2 separate regions of the Homo sapiens genome follow, and region 1 is linked to region 2. A link is an interaction called in ENCODE POLR2A ChIA-PET data of the cell type or tissue named here. Cell type or tissue: GM12878. All regions are shown on one strand. Each heading gives the region's core, and the rest is flanking DNA. Links, peaks and the distances in the headings are about the cores only. Region 1 has its middle 370 kb from the start of LINC01440. Region 2 has its middle 270 kb from the start of LINC01440.

Evidence for each region. ChIA-PET counts read pairs that join two places held together with the same protein. Peaks named below come from ENCODE experiments on the same cell type or tissue, not always from the same donor. Only the 100,000 strongest peaks of a DNase experiment are listed, where the experiment ranks them.
Region 1: POLR2A ChIA-PET joins it to region 2 with 5 read pairs; 2 of 35 experiments call an interaction of 5 or more read pairs at or near these places.

Annotation. Positions count from the first base shown.
Region 1 is chr20:55,050,272-55,054,675 of GRCh38, forward strand. No RefSeq gene overlaps it. Among named protein-coding and RNA genes, the nearest start is that of LINC01440, 370 kb to the right of the region's middle. In GM12878, for the core only: no CTCF peak of the experiment used is centred there; a DNase peak (open chromatin) is centred at 2,396.
Region 2 is chr20:55,146,977-55,151,380 of GRCh38, forward strand. No RefSeq gene overlaps it. Among named protein-coding and RNA genes, the nearest start is that of LINC01440, 270 kb to the right of the region's middle. In GM12878, for the core only: no CTCF peak of the experiment used is centred there; no DNase peak of the experiment used is centred there.

The DNA.
Region 1 (4,404 bases), core at 293-4,292, 97 kb before region 2:
TGGTCTCAGCCTGGAATGTCCTTTCTCTTCACAGGGCCAGAGTTTTACAGAACTTAGAAGTACCATTCACATGAAGAATAATATTATGTACAGGAGGCACCCTTTCCATAGCTCCCTGGAGTCCTGGGAGCCTATCGCCCTGAACCCTTACCTACTTCCACTCCTTCCTTTGCATCCCTCAAGTCTCAGCTTAAATATGAATTCTTCAAGGAAACCCACCCAGACCTGTGCCCCTAACCCCAGATGAAATGAAATATTCCTAACACTTTCCTAGCAACCAGTACTTTGCTGTAACATTTACTGATGTCAAAATTAAATAATAATGATTATGTTTTAAAATTTCTATTCTAATAATTATCATTTCTTCTGGAAATGAAGAGTATTCCTTCAGAGTTTCATAATCTATGTGTGGGAATCTGGACTTTTTCTATGGACAAAAGAAAGCTAATAAAAGAAAATACACATGAGAAAGAAATGATCAGATTCATATTCACAATATATAACTTAGCCTGAGTGCAGGGGATGGGAAGGAGAGGGAAGCGGGAAGGACCTACCAGTCAGGGAGGCCAGTTAGGAAGTCTGTGTAGATGAGCCCCTGGTGGAGTCCCAGCATAGCACTGATGAAGATGGAAAGATGTAGATGGAAAGATGATAAAATGGGTAGACTTGGGAGGGAGAAGAAATGATCAAGAATTGTGGATTGGAGACCAGATGCTCAGAAGTGGAAGGCAGGGCCAGGCACGATGGCTCACGCCTGTAATCTCAGCACGTTGGGAGGCTGAGGCGGGTGGATCACTCAAGGTTAGGAATTCAAGACCAACCTGGCCAACATGGTGAAACCCCATCTCTACCAAAAATACAAAAATTAGCTGGGCATGGTGGCAGGCACCTGTAATCCTAGCTACTCGGGAGGCCAAGGCAGGAGAATCATCGCAAGAACCTGGGAGGCCGATATTGCAGTGAGCCAAGATCGCGCCACTGCCCTCTAGCCTGGGTGACAGAGTGAGACTGTCTCAAAAAAAAAAAAAAAAAAAAAGAAAAGAAAAAAGAAATGGAAGGCAGGAAAAGCTGATTTCTGAGAAGGTGATGGCAGTCAGCTCTGCACCATCGTATGCTTAATTAAAATATCTAATACGGTTTAATTAAGTATGCAATGGTGCAGTGCTTCTGAACACGTGGGATCTTGACCAGCTACTACAGCATCTCCTGGGAACTTGATAGAAATGCAAATTCTCAGGTCCCCACTCCTGACTCGCTGACTCAGAAACAGAGGGGAGAGGGGAGAGGGGAGAATCCCAGTCATCTGAGTTTTAACAAGCCTTCCATGTGATTCAGAAACATGCTGCCATTTAAAACCAACTGCAACAGTGCTTCAGTGTTTGGGTATAAGTATCAGCTCTTCCACTTAGCAGCCTATGAGACCTTGACCAGGTTAGTTCATCTTTCTAAATCTCCTTTTCCCTCCTGTGTAAAATAAAGATTGCAAGACTTATGTTGAGTTAGATAAAGCACATAGCATTATAATTAGCAATTAATAGTTATAATGCTTGATGTTTTTTGTCACACACACATGAAAACATATATCTATGCCACAGCCTTTGGTAGCAAATAAAACTGACTTCCTTGCTGTCTGTTGGGAGGAGAAATGCTTGTAGAGGACCCTTAATTTATCCAGCAGGAAAAGAGCTACAAATTTATTCTCCTATGTTCTAATCATAGCACTAGAGACCAAAGAAAATTTTTGGTAAGGTAAAGGATTAGAAGCATGTGTAATTATTTTTCATGAAAGCACAGGAAAGTTGATATTAAAGGCCTTTAAAGGGACAAATCTCAGCACGTTGTACTTTTATGTTTGAAAGGGAGAGAGAGAGACAGGTTCAGGGCCAGAAAGAGCAATGATCCATAAGGCTGGTACTTTGATTAGAGGAAAGGCTACTGGAATCTAGTTAGGCATCCATCCTTTTTACTTTCAATTTCATCCTTAAAAGTTGTCTGGATCAGGCCAGCTCTGTCCGCCAGTTCTTAACTACAAAGAGTTGGGAGATGGTACCTCAAGACAGCCCATCTTCTTCAATCATTTTGAAGGAAACTTTGGCGATAAAAGCAGAACTGTGAGCAGGTACATTTTAATTCATAGTTAACAAAAGAAACCATTTTCATTCTGCATGGCCAAATACCAGGCTATTAAAAAAAATGTATCAATGTGATAGGGGATGCTAAGCAAGGCTGCATATGTGAGTATAACTGACTGGTAAAAAATAAATTGAACATGAAAAGACTAATGCTTTGTCAAAGTGGAACAAAAATGAGCAAGGAATACAAATTGCTGGAGATAATGGTTGCCATGGCAATTGTTTGTCCAGGCCCAAACTGTGGTAACTTAGGTAAGAGTAACAGAAAATGAAAGCTTTTAGTAGCACTTCCCCACTATGATTTTGTTGCTGCTGCAGGCTTGGTTAGTATGACTCAATATCCCTTCCTGGCCCTCTGGAAGCCCCAACACAATTATAATTTGCTAAATAAGGAAGAAGGAGATTTGCTTAAATCCCACTCGGAGCAGCAGGTCGTTTCTGAAATCATCATTATTTACCAAACACACCAGACGTTTCAATGTGGGGTGATGTGAGTTGGCACAATTTTTCTGATGCCCCACTCCCCCAAAAAACAAGTAGCTTCCTTCTACTAAAATATATAGTGGTGGGATTAAAAAAAATCAGGGTTGCAAAATGCTGGATTGAAGAGGTAACACAACACCAGCAGCTCCATTTTCTTTCCTATGCATGGCTATCGATAGCCATTTCTCCCACATGATTACCCATCTGTTTGAGATGCTTACTGCATCATGCAAATGAAATGCACCTGTTTGCAGAAAGACACGAATAATCTGGTTTCCAAGTATTCTTGGCTCTCAAACTTGCCTTTATTGACTCCGTGTGTGTGTGTGTGTGTGTGTGTGTGTGTGTTTTCCTTTCATAATCAAATTATTCTGACTCTAGATTTTCCAAATTCATCTTTTCAACTTTCCTATGAAAGGTGTTTAGGGGAGAAAAACTAAAATAATTAATGAATCACATGGGAAGAGAAGGAGATTTTGGAGGAGAGGAATGGTGTAGAAAATCAGGTTGCCCATTCTCCTATGTTCTGTAACCATAATTTAGAATCTTATCTTGCATGGTTTGTTGGTGAGAAATGTTAACATTTGCATTTCAAGGTAAAGAAAGGCTTTTACTGATGGCCAGTCACCAGGGAAACTTAATGAGAAGTTACAGTGGTTGGATTTGTAGCAACTTGTTTTCTGTAGTATCCAGGCAGCAGACGGCTTTGTGCACACAAATACAGAAAGTGGACTGCTTGTTAGGTATCATATCTAATTAGCTAGAACCCAAAAAACTTCTGCTAATGATATTTTTATGCCAGGAGAGTTTGAGACATTGCACTCCAGTTTGGATGTTTTTAAAGAGTAAGAATCTGCAGGAATTACACACACAAATAAAACTGTTAACAGATACTTAGAGCTGTACACCTGTTACATCATTGGATTCTCACCACAATAGCATGAGGTTGGGTATCAGTTTTCTATTGTTGCTGCAACAAATTATCACAAACTTTGACCTGAAATAACACCGTTGTATTATTTCACAGTTCTGTAGGTCTGAAGTCCAACACACGTTTTGCTGGACTAAAAGCAAGGTGTTTGCAGTGCGTTGTTCCTAACTGGATGCTCTGGGGAAGGAACCTGATATCATGCGCATTCATGGTGTTGACCGAATCTGGTTCTTTGTGGTTACAGGACTGAGGTCCCCGGTTCCTTCCTGGCTGTCATCTGTGACCATCTTTAACTAATGGAAGCCTCTGTCCAGCCCCTGCAAGTAGCCCCTCTGCATCTCTGAGCTAGCTAGAGTATCAAAGCCTTCTGCTTGGAATCTCTCTGACTACTGCCACTTTGCCCTGCCTCCAGGTGCAGAAAGTTCTCTCTAATTAAGGACTCATGATTGGGCCAACCCAGATAACCCAGGGTAATCTCTCTATTTTAAGATCATTGATTAGTATATTCAATTATATCTGCAAAGCTCGTTTTGCCACGTGGCATCACATATTCACAGGTCCCAGAGATTAGGAGGTGAATGTCCTTTTTGGGGGACATTATTCTGGCATAAAAGGTGGGTAATATCATTATCTCCATTTTGCAAAAAGAAGGCACTAGTTAAGGTGGTTAAGTAACCCGACAGAGGTAACACAACTAGTAAATGGCAGAGTCAGAATTCAAATGCTGTCTTGACTCAAGAAGTCAATCTTTCAAATACTATACTGTATTGTTTCCAAGTGACTAATTGGTAATGTAGGTGGAAGTTATTATAAGCACCTTCTCCCTCCTGCCTCCAAATGCATTCCTTAATGTGCAAG
Region 2 (4,404 bases), core at 314-4,313:
TAAATGGCCGCTAATATATTAAAAAGAGGCCAGGCATGGTGGCTCACGCCTGTAATGCCAGCAGTTTGGGAGGCCAAGGTGGGCAGATTGCCCAAGCCCAGGGTTTTGAGATCAGCCTGGGCAACATGGTGAAACTCCATCTCTACAAAAAAACACAAAAAATTAGCTGGACATGGTGGTACATATCTGTAGTCCCAGCTACTTGGGAGGCTGAGGTGGTAGGATCCCCTAAGCCAGGGGAGTTTGAGGCTGCAGTGAGCATGGATCACTTCACTGTGCTCCAGCCTATTTCTTTGACCCTGTCTCAATAAATAAATAAATAAATAAGATTTCACTACTAATTAGGTGCATCCTGATGGAATTATGCAATGATACTTGTACATTTATTATTTATTTTTGCCCAAATAAATCAAACCTCTGACCAGAGTTACATTCAATGACATCATGGGGAAGCAGAGAGTGAAATCCGGTATGTGGGGACAGTACTGGATAAATAGCCCAGTTTCATTAACAAAATTAATGGCAAAGAAGAAGAATGAAGAAGCAGTTCTTGATTTAAAGAAATTTAAGGGACATATTGAAATGTAACATGTGGGTTCAGTGGATTTAAATTAGAACCAACCAACTATAAATAAATAAATAAATTTCCAGTGTTGATAGTCAAATTTTACCTATATATATACAAATTTATGAATCAATCTGGTTTCAGCACAGCAGGATTTTATTTTCCAGGTAATGTCCTTGAGAATGCATGCTTTCCTTCATCTTTCTCTTCTGCCTCAGTATCTTGCAGCCTCTTTCTCCTCATGGAGGAAAAGATGGTCTCTGTATTTCTGGACTTCCACTATTCTTTCTGCTCAAAATCCCAGGAAAATCCCACTTCCCTCTCTCCCCCAGCATGGTGTGCACTTACTGACTTGCTTCCAAGAGCAGAGTATGGAAAGCAGGCTCAGAAGGGTGAGGCACTGACATTACAGTGCAGGAACCTGGCAAAACTGCTTCATTCATATGCAGTGCATTATATTAACATCCTATAGAATAAGTCATAGTGATAGTACATACCCTTGATATGATGTGTTGAGAAGGGCACTTCCCTTCTGTGGCGTTCTTCCCACAAACCCATAACTCAGTCTAAGCAAAACAACAAACATCAGACAAACCCAAATTGAAGGATATTTTAATAAATACCTGACCAATAATGCTCAAAACTATTTAAGACATGAAAAGCAAGGAAAATATGTGAAACTCACAGACAAAAAAAGCCTAAGGAGACATAAGATGCCTAAATGTAATATGAAATCCTGAGGAGGAGAAGATCTTAGAACAGAAAAAGACTACTAGTGGCAATACTAGTGAAAATCAAATAAAGCATGGAGTTCAGTTATTTAAAAACAGATAAACAATAACCAAAAATGCAAGGATTCCCAGGGGCTGTGTTTAATCACAGGTTCAGGCTTGGCAAAAAAGCGGCACCAAACCAAACCAACAAACCCAAGACACAAAAGCAAGTTAGTGCTCATGATACGGTTGATGTAATGGCTAGTTTGAGTCATAGAAGAATTCTGTGGTGGGTTGTTGGAGCCCTTTAACAAATAATCACCTGTAGAAGAAGGCTTCCTTCACCAGAATAAATGAGGAGCAAGCAAATCATAGCTCTCCACCATGGGCAAGGGAGCTACATGCTTCTGGGCAATGTCAGGGCACAGAGCAGCAGAACTCCAGCATGTGTCATACCAAATATTCTCTAAATATATTTAGGTTGGTGCAAAAGTAATCATGTTTTTTTTTGTTGTTGTTGTTTTTTGTGTGTGTGTGCCATTAAAGGTCATGACAAAAACCACAGTTGCTTTTGCACCAACCTAATAGCAATTTTGAGAAAGACGCCTCCCCTTAATTTCTTTATTTCTTTTAATCCTTCAAAACAGAGGTATTATGCTCACAACTTAATCGATGATTTACAGTTTCTACATCATTCCACTTTTTCCTACATACTGGAAAGTATTTTTAGAGACTCAGAGAAGTTCATTTTTGAATTGACTCTGCATTATTGGACCAAATCCTCAGAATCCTTCAGACAGCTTCCTGGAATGTCCTCATTACTATAGCGTTTAACAGTGAGCCAGTTTCTTAGCTGTTGAGTCCTATACATTTAAAGGAATTGAAACCATGAAGGCTCAGGGAACTTCAGCTTAATCTGAACAAACTGGAATTACTGGATATCACTGGCTACATCTGTCTGTATGAAAGCATAGTCTGTAGATCTAATAAAGTGCTTTGGAGGTTGGTTTTAATATAAATTTTAACTATTATACATGTGTCAAGAAGAAAGGAACTATTCAAAGATAAGTGTTTCTAGTCTTTCTTTCTTCTTTCTCTTCCCATAAAGTCCCCTTTGTTACCGTGGGTTGACCACCTTTTTAAGGCTGGCAAGAGAAATCAAGACAGAGGCAGTGCTGGTGACATGAGGAAGAAGGCGAGTGTCTCACTAGAAGAAATATCATAAAGCTACATCCTGAGAAAAAGCAAAGGCCTTGATGGCAGACCAGATAACAGAGAGGCATTTCAGAGTTCAGAATATTCACAAAATAATTCACATTCTTGTAAAATACAAGCCCTGTGAGGGCAGAAACTGTGACTGTCTCACTGACTATTTTGCCATAGCACCCAGTGCAAGGCTTGGAACACACTGATAAATAAATCATAAATAAAGACAGCAAAACAAAAACAAAATCTAAATAATAACTGCTGAGTTACTTGAAACTTTCGGAAAAGAAACACCCGAAGGAATTTCTAGGAAGTTTTGTAGTAATATGGTGACAAAATTCACTCTTTTGGTTCCTCTGCAAGAAAGTACAAGCAACAACTGAGGCTGTTGAAGCCAAATCTGTAGTTCTTCTTGGTGTGTGTGTACATGTCTGTGTGCAGGTTTACATTAAGGAGACCAAGCAGTTACAGATGTATTCATTTATAACACTCATAAACACACACCATTACTCTTATCCCTACACTCCATATTTACATTATAATTATATCTGTGCAATTGAAAAATGAGGAAAAGGCACATTTGCAAAAATTACTGCTTTCCCATTTCACACCTCTGTCACTCATTACCACTGTGTGATCAAAGGAACTTGAAAAATTAAAAGGACACAATTCCAAAAATAATTATCTAATGCCCAAAGGGGTCTGGGATAGCTTAATTTTGACTAGAACTAAGCAGATTTGGCTGAATCAAATATTGCTTCCTTGGTGTCACAAGGCCATTCTTGATGATCTTCATAGTGTGTATAAGGTAACTCAGATGTTTTGTGGGTGACAAAGACTCTTTGGATGGAAATCAGATGCTATGACAACATCACAAATAAGAGAGAAGGCAGAATTTTAAAGACGTAAAGACTATCGTCTCTGACTCAATATACCTGTACTTAGTTTATGGTCTTATCCCAAAGCTTTATACATCTAGGTAGAGAGTAAGTGTAAACTCCTCAATGCTTAATGTTTAAGAAGATTTTATTGCTGTAACCTAAGCATTGGGTTTCAACATTTCACTCATTTCTGGTCGTCTTTTTGTTTCTTTTGTGAGACTGACAATAGGTGGATAATCTTGGGAGAGACAGATGCTTCTTTTTTAAAGCAATCAATTGTCACATTCCATCTATAAAGGGAAAGGAATTACTAAAGAGTAAATAATGGTTTTATTATTTTTGCATTTACTATGTAACAATTGATATTTATTGTTTTTTAATCCATTTAGTATCCTGTGATTTAATTAACACTCTGAATTCTATAGATGTGCATACACACATATATAGAAAAAATATATACTGAGTTTTAGTGTCATGGTTAACTTTAATAGAAAGATTCAACAGAAGCTATAAAATGAAGATGAATGATTAGGATAGTTTGCTATGTTTTTATTAGAGTATGAAATTGTAGTTTATTTCTATTTTTTAATGACGGGAGTGTATTCTGAATCTATAATTTCCCTGGCTTTGTATCTGAATAGGTCTTGATGGGGAACAGACAGTCTACTTGGAAGAGGTAATTAGAGAGGAATTAATGAATGAACTATTAATGCAAAGGTGTAGGCAGATTAGAGAGAAACAATAAGTAAGAGAAATATTCAAGGACTCACCAAGCCAGGAACCTATGCGCCTTTAGATATGAGGGACCACCGGAAGGGAGCTTATGTCTCGACTAGACACATAGAGTGCTCAGATTAAACATTATTTCTGAGTGTGTTTCTGAGGGTGTTTTCAGATGAGATTAGCATTTGAATCGAGTGGACTCAGTAAAGTAGATTTTCTTCCCCAGTGTGAATGGATATCATGCGATCTACAATCCATTGAGGGCCTGTATGACACAAAAAGCTAAGGAAGGATAAATTTACCCTTTTTGCTTCCT